Linked DNA regions of Homo sapiens: region 1 is linked to region 2. Evidence: chromatin contacts called from ENCODE Hi-C data. All regions are on one chromosome and are shown on one strand. The core of a region is the stretch at or near the end of the contact, and the rest is flanking DNA. Distances in the headings are between cores, read along the strand shown. Region 1 overlaps ATP10A (ATPase phospholipid transporting 10A (putative)). Region 2 overlaps LINC02250 (long intergenic non-protein coding RNA 2250).

What was found. A loop is a pair of places that touch in the nucleus more often than their neighbours do. Pooled maps may share reads with other maps.
Region 1: a map of heart right ventricle shows a loop between it and region 2 (4-fold over the local background). The contact joins two enhancer-like sites. A Hi-C loop is called at or near these places in 7 of 168 maps with a recorded cell type or tissue (Right ventricle myocardium inferior, ascending aorta, heart left ventricle and 1 more) and 6 of 50 pooled maps.

Annotation. Positions count from the first base shown.
Region 1 is chr15:25,689,439-25,695,365 of GRCh38, forward strand. ATP10A (ATPase phospholipid transporting 10A (putative)) reads right to left here. Exons shown (of 21, transcript NM_024490.4): 14 at 5,381-5,708; 15 at 2,277-2,353. Among named protein-coding and RNA genes, the nearest start is that of LINC02250, 110 kb to the left of the region's middle. RefSeq lists an enhancer at 5,742-5,927. Within about 2 kb of position 4,618, at least 2 of the 41 ENCODE cell types and tissues checked have a DNase peak (open chromatin) inside an H3K27ac peak, as active enhancers do; they include ascending aorta, where a contact is called at or near this core.
Region 2 is chr15:25,566,537-25,572,338 of GRCh38, forward strand. The region is part of intron 1 of LINC02250 (long intergenic non-protein coding RNA 2250); the gene reads right to left. Among named protein-coding and RNA genes, the nearest start is that of LINC02250, 9.4 kb to the right of the region's middle. Within about 2 kb of position 2,360, at least 7 of the 41 ENCODE cell types and tissues checked have a DNase peak (open chromatin) inside an H3K27ac peak, as active enhancers do; they include ascending aorta, where a contact is called at or near this core.

The DNA of each region.
Region 1 (5,927 bases), core at 3,368-5,867, 130 kb after region 2:
GGCTGAGCTGGGGAGTGCCTGCTCCTCCTGCCTGATCCTCCACGGCTCAGCTCTGACATCTCTGGCATCCCTCTCCCTCAGCAACCCACAGCTCATCTCTCAAAGGGCTCAGCAGGGACTGACTAAAATGCAAGCAACAGGGTCCCAGTGCTGGAAAACCCAAGTGCATAGGATGGTAAGGAAAGGTATCAAGCCTCGTCCCCATCTCACCTAACACATCCCCAGGGAGGATGCACAGCTTTACATATGTGCAGAAGTGCCCAGCAACCTCCTCCCCAGCAGCTACGCCTGTTCAAAGCTGCATCTCTGGGCACCTGCCCTATGGCTCAGCTGTTCCCATCACCTTGCATGTAGAGCCCCAGGGCTTGGGCTGGTGCTCCCACCTTGAGGAGGAGAGCAGGCATGGCAGCTCCGGCCCCTCCCCAGCCACATGCTCAACATTCAAGTGTTTGATCCAAAAGATGTTTACTAGACGAGTTTCCAAGCATATGAGGTCAATAGGCACTGCCCCCATCAGATTTTCAGTAGAGGAAACAGTGAAAACAGAAGCAATGCCAACAAAGTCAGAATGAATGAACTATAGTTGACCCTTGAACAACACTGGAGTTAGGGGTTCCCCCGAACAGTCGAAAATCCACATACAATTTCTGACTCCCTCAAAACTTAACTACTAATAGCCTACGGTTGATGGGAAGCCTTACTGATCACACAAACAGTTGATAAACACGCACAATGGAATCTACATGTATTTCACATATTCATGACACACCTACGTTTTCCTTAATTTTTTTTCCTTTTTTTTAAAAAAAAAAAAAAAAAAAGAGAGACTGGGTCTCATTGTATTGCCCAAGCTTGAGTGCAGTGGTGCAATCATAGTTCACTTCAGGCTCAACCTCCCAGGCTCAAGTGATCTTCCTGCCTCAGCCCCCTAAGTAGCTGGGACTACAGGCATGGGCCACCACGCTGGGGTTTTTGCATTTTTAGTAGAGATGGGGTTTCACCACATTGCCCCGCTGGTCTCAAACTCCTGGCCTCTGGTGATCCTCCTGTCTTGTCCTTCCAAAGTACTGAAATTACAGGTGTGAACCACCATGCCTGGCCCGCTTTAATTTTTTCGATATTTCTAGGCTATGTGGTTCATCTGCAAGTTTTTTCAAATTGTCACAAATCTCCAAAAAATTTTCCAAATATTTATTGAAAAATGTCCCCATATAAGTGGACTCAAACAGTTCAGACCCGTGTTGTTCAAGGGTCCACTGTATTTTGTACATTTACTTAGCAAATGTTTCTTGAGCTTCCCCTTGTGCAAGGTGCCACACTGGGCACTGTGAAGACACAAAGGTGAGTCAAACATGAACACCATTTTCAATTTTCTGGAGGAAGAAAAAATGTGCGAGTAACGTAACACGGAGATTCCAGTCAGATGACGGCGGGGGGAGTAAGGCAAGTGTCAAGGACCAGCCGTGACGGAACTACTGTGCATCTAGCTTGGGACCCTCCATCTGAGGGTGGAACATCAGCTAAAACTATTAATGAGCTCTGCACAGGCCTGACATGTAGCACATGCCCAACAGATCATTACTGATCGAACCACTGAGTCAGCAAATGAATCAACCAGCGAGTAAGTGGTATCAACATCCTGGTTTTTAGAACTTCGGATAAATTGTTCCCTAAAATCTCCACCAACCCAAAAATGTTGTGATTCATACTTAATCAAATGTTGGAAACTGTTGTAATACTAAATCCAAAAGCAGCACATTTTTAGTTAAGTCATTTGTTCAATGTCTGACTCCCAGACCGAGAGTGAACACAGTGGCAGAGGAAAGATGCAGAGGTGAACTTCCATGTGAGTGAGGATGGCTACATTCCACCTGTACAGTGACGCCAGGCTCCACCTACATCAAAGGCATTTTTTCAAATGGTATTGCTCCGTGTTCACGGACAGTAAAAAGTGCCTGCTGGGACCGAGCCATCGAAAGCCAGACAGAAGGCGATGACTCACCTTGCCTCTCTCTGAACCACTTATTTCACAAAAATAGACTTGTGACATGGGAAGACATGCTTATTGCACACTGCTTCATAAACAGGAAGAATGGCATTCCTCCTTACCTTCCACTAGTGGCTTAGCAGCTGTATTGAGCATCAGCTATATTAAGGGCAAACCCTTTAGCCTCGTTCAGTAGAGCCCAGAGGAAGTCGGGGACAGCCCACAGGGTGACAGGACAAGAGGTCAGTAGGGCCAATTGGTCACACAGAATAGCCTGATTGGTCTTTACCTGCATACCCTCCTGGCCGGAGATTCCCACACCCACATCTGCCACCTGGATCATGCTGACATCATTGGCTCCATCACCTAGAAACAGCACAGGCAAGAAGAATTGTTTGATTCTAGAAACAGCACAGAATCAAATCAATGTGCTAGATTTTCTTGGGAGTCCCCGCTGAACTCAGTCCTGTGAAAGCGTCCTGGGGAAGATGGGGGAAAAAGGAGTAGAGCATCCACCCTGGGAGAATAGAGTTAAGCATTCAGAATAAGCTAGCGACACCAGGAGATGTTTCGGAAAGCGGGCTGGAGCTGAGCCACCTGGTACATGGCGCCTGCTCTGCAGTGCCGCTCTTACACCAGTAAAACCCTCATCCTGCTGTCTGGCACAAGGAAAGATGCTATCATCATCTTCATCATCATTAGTTACTGAGCCACTCCAGCCAAGCAGCCAAGGCTACTCCCAGCCACACTTCCCGGGCAGTTTCTAAACTAAGGGAAGGAGGTTAAATTCAGCCCAGCACGTTGTGGAGCTCTTTTTTTTGCATATGGATTGCCACAGTATTAGCCATTGTGCTCACTTTGGGGCCCTCTAGGGGTGCAATAAAGGAGAACTTCTCTTCATTCTGTCAATTTGTTGATAGAAAATGTTTAGGAACACAGAGCATGGTCAGATATCTGGACACCTTCGGGGAAAGGACAGCAGAGTCATAAAGTTGTTATCACTCCGTGACGGTCACCATTCTTGGAACTGGGCAGCAGAAGAGCCCAAATCAGGGCATACATCCCAAGTTGCACAAATGAGAAAAGGTGCAGATACACAAAGTTAGAATGACTTGTAGTGTGACTACAGGATGTCTCTTCCCTGTGATTTTCCTGTTCTTTATAATGTTGAGACCAATATTAACTGATCAGTTAATATATATCAAATTGGAATTCTCTGAAGCAATAAAAATCTGTACAGCTTTCCCCAGAATGTCCCATTTAAAATGAGATACGGTAAAACATGAGATATGGTATGCAACGATGCTCTCTACATTATAAACCACTGGGCACTAGGAGTAGGTCACATTGATGCTTTAACGCATTCTTTCTTTCTTTCTTTTTCTTTTGAGACAGGGTCTCACTCTGTCACCCAGGCTAGGTGGGAGTGCAGTGGCATGATCATGGCTCACTGCAGCCTCAACCTCCTGGGCTCAAGTGATCCTCCCACTTCAGCCTCCTGAGTAGGTAGGACTACAGGTACATGCCACCACACCCAGCCAGGTTTTGCATTTTTAGTACAGATGGGGTTTCGCCCACCATGTTGCCCCAGCAGTTTTTTTTTTCTTTTTTTGAGACAGGGTCTCTCACTCTATTGCCTAGGCTGGAGTGTAGTGGTGTGATCACGGTTCACTGCAGCCTTGACCTCCTGGGCTCAGGTGAGCCTCCCACCTCAGCCTCTCAAGTAGCTGAGACTGCAGGTGTGTGCCACCACACACAGCTAATTTTTTTTATTTTTTGTAGAGATGGGGACTCACTATGTTGCCCAGGCTGGTCTCAAACTCCCGGGCTCAAGTGATCTTCCTGCCTTGGCCTCCCAAACTGTTGAGATGACTGGTGTGAACCACGTGCCCAGCCATGTGCTGATGTTCTTATGGGTCATTACTTTCCCGTTTTCTTTTGAGATTCCATTCTGTGTTTCCTTTTCTTTTTAATCTGCCAAGGATTTCCTTCCACTTCTTCAGGAATACCAGACACCAGTGGCTACGCGGCTGAGGCAGGCACTGGCCAGGCCAGGGAAACATCATTCACGTCTTACTGTGTACTGTGGCCTTTCAGGGCTGACGTTGTCCTCGTGCTCCCAGGGAAGGACGCTGACGCTCAGAGGAGGAGGCTGGGACAGGGGTGGTGCAGGTCAGCCTGAAGACCGTTTCCAGCTCCTCAGGGAAACCTGAGGGCCACCCCAGGCACATGAAGGCAAAGATGGCCTCAGGACAGGCCATGGCTGTTAGGTTCCCCGGGCCTCCTGAACACGTGCCCTGTGCCCACTCTCCTTAGCGGTTACTGGCCTCAGGGTGTGTAGGGCAGGGTCCCCATGACGACCGTGTTCAGGCCAGTGCTCGCTCTCCTCACTGCCACTGTAACCCAGGCTCAACAGCGGTCTCCTCTGGCCAGGTGAGGTGCCCACTGTGAACAGGCAGCAATCTCCATGTCAACAAGCAGGGGCTGTCACAGACCTTTTGCAGAAAATACTGCCAACACTGGCTGATTGATTGGCGAGGGTACTTGATTTCTGATCCAGTTCTCACCTAGGAGTAGATTCTATTTACAGGGAGGCCCAATTGTTGGCATGTGGGGGTCACGGCCACTGCTTCCTTCCTGGCCCTCACCAGGAGGTGGTGCTGCTGAGCCCCTGAACCTGTGCTAGAGACTCTGCCTGCACTAGAAGTGGGCAGAGAGGATGTCCTGGAAGGAGGCGAGTGGCCACCATCCCCTCCCTGGAGAGGAGCAGACAGGGCTCTCCAGGCCAACAGTGTCTGCCAGGAAAAACCACCATGAGAAACACAGTCCTTAAATAACTGGTGTAAAACTGAGCAGTGATGCGTATCTGATGATGGACTTATTTACTCAGAAGCCTGTCCCAGAACCATCAGCACAGCTGACAGGAGGCAGTGGGAATTCTGGTCACCAAGCCTCTGGGCCCTTAGGGCGTTACAAAGCCTTGGACACCCGGAGGCTCATGGTGACCAGAAGCAGCTGCAAAGGACCTTCTAAGTTGGCCTGGGCTAAGGCTGAGTGTGTAGTGCCCTCTGCTGTGGCCAGGACAGACTGGGACAGGCAGGTCTCTTGTGTGCTGTCTCCTGAGAAACAGGGTAAGCTCCATCTTGTTGCCGTAAAGCAGCACCGGATTACTGACCTTGCAGCATGAACCTGTAACTCTGCTACTCTCTTTTGTGGCTTTCCAATGTAAACTTTACCTTCGGAACATGTTGCCTGCTCTATCACACTGGGTGTGATTTTACACACAGAAAGAAAGGTGAGGAAGTGTTTTCCCATCTCGTGGTGTAGCATGGAAGGGTAGAGGAAGTTTGGGTCCAGCTGGGAGGAGGCCGTCTGGCCAGCTGGGATACTTGCCTATGGCCAGGGTCATGGCCTTGAGCTTGCTCCGCACCAGCTTCACCACCATGCTCTTCTGCAGAGGCGTCGACCGACAGCAGAGGACGGAGCGGCACTGCTTGGCAAGGAAGAGGAATTTGTCCTCCAGGTTTTTCTCGAGAGCGTAGGCCAGGCTTCTCCCATCGATCACGAGGCTGGGTCTGCGGCCAGAGGCAGTGGACGTGGAGGGTGGGCAGAGAGAGGAGAACCTCATGCTCACTTTGCCCTTGGTCTTCTCAGGGGCTCTCTGGAGGCCTCTGGACTGCACGTAGCATAGGCACTGGTCTAGCAGGGCTGCACACGCCTCCTGAAAGGGACATGAGAGGACAGCGCAGTTCCCTCAGAGTCATGCCACAAACATCCCCGCCCTGGCTCAACACCTCTGGAGCTGACATCCTTCCGGGCTCCAGGCTGCAGTACCCGCCTGCCCAGAGGCCACCCTCCAGAAACTGTGAAGTTCAGCCGGAGAGGATGACTTTCCCCAGAGAAGAGACTGAATTGGTGGCCAGGCACCGTGGGTGGCTCA
Region 2 (5,802 bases), core at 1,110-3,609:
TAGGAGTGAAGCTGCAGACCTTTGTGGTGAGTGTTACAGCTCATAAAGGTAGTGCAGACCCAAACAGTGAACAGCAATAAGATTTATTGCAAAAACCTGAATGATAAACTTTCCACAGTGTCGCACAGGACCCAGCAGATTGCCACTGCTGGCTTGGGTGGCCTGCTTTTATTCCCTTATTTGGCCCCACCCACATCCTGCTGATTGGTCCGTTTTACAGAGAGCTGATTGGTCCATTTTACAGAGTGCTGAGTGGTCCGTTTTACAGAGTGCTGATTGGTCCGTTTTTATAGAGTGCTGATTGGTGCGTTTGCAAACCTTTAGCTAGACACAGAGCACTGATTGGTGCATTTACAATTCTTTAGCTAGACAGAAAAGTTCTCCAAGTCCCCACCCGACCCAGAAGCCCAGCGGGCTTCACCTCTCAATGTCACAACGGGTCCAACCAATCTTTGGGTCATGTGTAAATCAAACACCACCTCTCAAGCCTGTCTATAAAATGTGGTGCATTCTGCCATATGCTGGAAGTCCCATTGAGGCGCCCCTCTCACTTGCAAGAGAGAGAGCTATTCTCCTTCTCTTTCTCTTTCTTTTGCCTATGAAAGTTCCACTCTTAATCCCATTCCACGTGTGTCCGTGTCCTTGATTTCCTTGGCATGAGGCACCAAACCTTGGGTATTTACCCCAGACAACAATGCCGCTTCAGTGTTATGCTCCTGGTTTGGAAATTAATCACTTTGTGTGTGTGTGTGTGTGTGTGTGTGTGTGTGTGTGTGTAGAAGCAGGTTAATTTTTAAAGACCTTTATTTTCCTGGCTTCATTTTATTTTTAAGAAGAGAATTAGGAATCTTTTCTAGTTAAAAAACATCTGCCCTTGCCATTCTGTATACTTATGGCCAGATCCCGGATGCTGCTTTATCAGTTTGTGTTCTCTGCCTCGTTGTTTTAGGCTTGCATTTTCCTTATTTCACTAAGGGTCAAGACTATCGCAATAAGGGAGAGAGACAGAACTCAACTCCAAGTACAGCAATGACATCTGGGGATTTGTAGCCAACGGGCAAGGAGACAGGATCAATGGATGAAAAATTACTAAGAGGAATTTGATGAGTTGTCAAAGGTGGGGATTGAAACTGGGCTTAGCAGGCCAAGGACAAGGCTTAGTTAAGAAGAGGGTTCCAGGAGCCTGGCTAGGAGGGAGTCCTTATCAAAATTCAGTGACAAAAGAAGCTTGGTATGCTAGAGAACAGTTCATGTGGCATTTAACTCAGGAACTCTGACATGAACTAGACTATTGTGATCAGGGGAGGAGGCATAAGAAAGGGGCTGCACAGATGTCCTTGAAATGTAGGGTCAGGGGAGTCAGGAAGGCCAGAGAGAGACATCACCTGCTGGAGCCCTTGACCGTCCCTGCAGGGGCGAGAACTGTAGCCTGAAGAGGCAAAAGACAGATGGGTGGACTGTGTTTTAACATGGAAATGGCTCCTTTTGATCTGGCTGGGCTACCAACGTGTAACAATGGAAAGGAACAACAAGGCATCAGGCATGAATGTGATTGGTGAGCCCAAGGCCGACCCACAGAAGCCCTGTGGGCAGTGCCCTGTGTGTTTTTGAGAGCTGTGTCAGCTCCGTGGAGGAAGCAGGAGCTTGCAGGCTCATCCCCAATCTGTGTCTTGGAGGATGAGGGCATCCAACCTGCCTCCTGCATGGGCGAGTGCCAGGGCATAGCCTGCTTGAGGGCAGGTGAGGTCGTCGGGATGAGAGAGTCATTTTTATGGCCCTAAATTCCACGACTAAATGTATTCTCATTATACATTTATGCTTTTTAGAGAGCACGTCACAGAATTGAGCTCATTTTAAGCAAGGTTTCCACATGTTTACATATATTTCTGAAGCTAGATGGAAAGAAAAGACATATGGGGGAATTCCAAAAGTGGCTTCTGCATGCTGCCCATTGAACGTTTGCTCAGGAACACTGCACTGATAGTATCGTGGGTGGAGCCAACAGTTATCCCAGGAGAAGGCAGAGCCTGGCGACCCTGACCCTGGGACCCTGGCACAGGCCTGAACACTGGCACCCATGTATGGAAGGTGGAAAATGCTTCCAGGTGCCTTTTGAGTTCCAGATGCCATTGAAGACAGCAGAGAGGCTCAACCCAGCCAGTAGACCTTCTACCTTCATTGCAAGGATGCTTTTTAAATCTTTACTTAGAAAGTTCAGTTCCTTGGCTCGCACAAAGGACAATGTGAAGAACAATTGAACTGCTGAGAACATCCAGATTCGACAACATTCGGAGAGACAGTCAGTGACTGATGAGAGGAACCAGCTTATATTTCTGAAGCTTGGAGGCCTGCTGCCAGGACTCTTATTTAAAACATGCCTCAGAATAGGCCACTGTGGGCGCCAGCAAGACTAGCCTCAGAATACTTTGGAATAACCCCATGCTTTCGTGGCCAAAGCTGTATATTTTTGGATGCCAGGTTTCTATTTGAAACTTGTCACTGTGACCTGCAGACTGTGCTGGTTTGTAGCTGCTGCCAATCGCACAGTCGGTGAGTTTTTCTCCCTGAGTGAGGATCCAGAAATGCATGCCCAGCTGAGCTCCCAGCATATTGATAATCTCCTCACCCCTTGAATGAAAATGATAACAATTGCTTCAGTTAAAATGTCAGATGCTTTTGGTTAAAAATAACCACAGAAATCCTAATTTTAGCTACCTCAACCACAAAGGGGAGTGTTGGCCTGAATCACAGTCTGGAAGGAAGATCCAGTGATAGGTGTTGGGGCACAGGAAATGATTCCCCAAAATATGGCGCTTTGGCATGCGGAGTGCTTTGACAATTGAAAGGCCTCCAAAATAAGCCTTAGGGTCAAGGTTTCTCTCTGACTTTTTCCCCACCTCTTTGTCTCCCTGATACTCTTTCCTGAAGCACCAAGAGGGACTCTTCTCTAGAATTTCCTTATCTAAGAAAGCTTAAATGCAATTGTCTTAAGACTCCCTCCTTAGGAATCTCATTAAAGAAGCAGGACGATCAAGCACAGAAGAGAAAAGACTCAGAGTCCTCACTGTGCCCAGACGGACTTTTCATCTATTCTTCTAAGAGCAGCTCCAAGAGATTACCTGGGGGGCTTTACCTGCAGAATAAGACAACCTTTGTTCCTGTGCAGCTCTGACCCCACTTTCCCAGAGCATCTGCCTCCTGCCTTTGGGGTCCATTCATCTTCCCTAATGATTTCCTGCCCATCAAAAGATCATCTACATTTCCCATCACCTCCACCCCTAGGAAAGGGTAAATGAGCTTCTGTAGGGCACCGAGTAAGTGGGTGATCACTCTGTGATTGTCCCCTGTGCACATTAATACATTTGTTTGTCTTTTTTCTCTGTTAATCTGCCTTTCGTCAGTTGATTTTCAGCAAGCCTTCAGAGGGCCAAAGGGAAGTTTCTCCTTCACTCCTACATAGGCATTCCTAGCACTTTGCAAAATCTCCTTCCCAGACGTGAGACCCCTTGGAGTTAAGCATATTTCAGGACCAACAATAAAAATGATGTGTGTTACTTTGGGGGAGCATTAAGAACCAGGGTGTAAGTCTCCACCTTTCTCCCCATGGCAGGTCATCGTGGAGTCACACATTGATATGAAGGTGCACAGGACAGCCTGGAATGCACTGCCACCCATCAGGGAGCACAGCCCTGGAGCCCACGCAGGCCCACAGCTGGCCATGAGTGAGAAACTAACTTTTGCGAGTTGATGCTGAGGTCATGGTTTGAGATCACCCCATCTTCTTGCTCATCCTGACTGGTAGAGTCTTCAGGGTGGGTTTCATCCAATGACTCAACAATGACCCCGTGGACTGGCTCTTTCTGTCCCTCTGCCCTCTGAACCACGGCAAAATGGCTTCTGTAGTTCCAGAGACTTAAAGTCTGGAGCTACACTACCCAGAAGGTGCCTACAGCCCCGCTTCCATCACACTGGCCAAAATCAGGCTATAGGCCCATTTCCGAAGCAAGTTTTTCATCCAGGGAATGCCATAGACTTGGGTAAAGGGCCAGCCACTGGGGTAAGATCAGGCTGTGGGATCGCATAAATCCTATTAGATGAATCAAAGCCAGCTCCTGTAGGGGGGCATGAGGCTATTGTACCCTGAGGCACATAGAATAGGGGAGGGGTTAGGGAGAAGAGAATGAGGTGTGGGTCGGAGATTAGGAGGCAGGGAAGCAAAGTCATGTGCAGGGTGAACATGAGCCTGTCAAGATCCACCCCAAGGCCTTCCTAACTTTCCTGCAGCATGGCACACATTTCATTTTTCTCAAGATCAATGGGGCAGTGAACTTCTGAGTTCACAGTGAAGAATGAACCTGTAAAAAACAAAATAAGCCAGGCACAGGAAGACAAATACAGCATGATCTCACTTATATATATGTAATCTGAAAATGTTGAACTCGTAGATATGGTGAATAAAATCGTGGCTAGCAGGGGCTGGGGCATGGGGGAAGGGGAATGGGTAGAGGTTGTTTAAAGGGTACAAAGTTTCAGTTACATAGGAAGAATAAGCTTCTGAGATCTATTGCACAGCATGGTGAATATAGTTAATGTATTGTATATTTCAAAACCGCTAAAAGTAAATACCAAATGCCTCACCACAGAAAATGATAAGTGATGTGGTGGACAGGTTAATTAGCTTGATTTAATCATGCCACTCCAAACTTCACATTATACTTCACAAATATATACAATTATTATTTGTCAATTATGCAATTTAGATTTTTTAAAAAAGAAATTGTAAAAACAAGTTTTACAAAAGGCTCTTCTAAGTCCATTAAGAAAATGAAGGCCAAGTATGGTGGCTTAATGCCTATAATCCCAACACTTTGGGAGGCCAGTGTGGGAGGATTGCTTGAAGCCAAGAGGTTGAGGCCAGCCTGAACAACAAAGTGAGTCCCCATCTCTACAGAAAATAAAAAAAAATTAGCCAGGTGTGGTGGCATGCACCTGTAGTCCCTGCTACTTGGAAGGCTGAGGTGGGAGGCTGAGGTGGGAAGATGGCTTGAGTTCAGGAGTTTGAAGCTGCAGTGAGCTAATATCGTGCTACTGCACTCCAAGCTGGGAGACAGAGCAAGACCTCAGAAAAACAAGATCATGAAAACATTCTCTCTTATCTCCTTCCAGAATTGTTTTAGCTTTCACATTTAGGTATATGACCCAACTTAAACTAATTTTCATTTTTAGGGTAAGATATGGGTAAGGTGTTTTCTTTTTTCCATACAGGTATCCAGTTGCTCTGTTTATTATCCAGACCATCTGTTTCCATCTGAATAGCAGCAGCACCTTCGTGGTAAACCACATGTGGGTCTATTTCTGGATCCTCTGTTCTATTCCACTGTTCTCTTTGTCCATCCTTCCTCTAATACCAGTCTATCTGAACTACTGTAGCTTCAAAAGAATTCTTGAAATCCTTGAACTTTGCTCTTCTTCATTAAGTATTCTGTTTCTTTCAGGTCCTTTGTCTTTTCATATATATTTTAAAATCAGCTTCTCAATTTCATCTCTTTAAAAAAACTGTTTAGCTATATCTGAATTCATCAAAAGATACGGGAGGAATTGACATCTAAACAATACGAACTTTTCAACCTCTAAACATGGAACATCTTTTCATTTATTTTGGTCTTCTTTCATTTCTTTCAGTAAGGTTTTCTAGCATATTAATCAGAATTCTCCAGAGAAACAGAAACAACAGGATGTGTATATACAGTGAGATTTATTTTTAAGGAATTGGCCTACAAGACTGTGGAAGCTTGTAAGTCC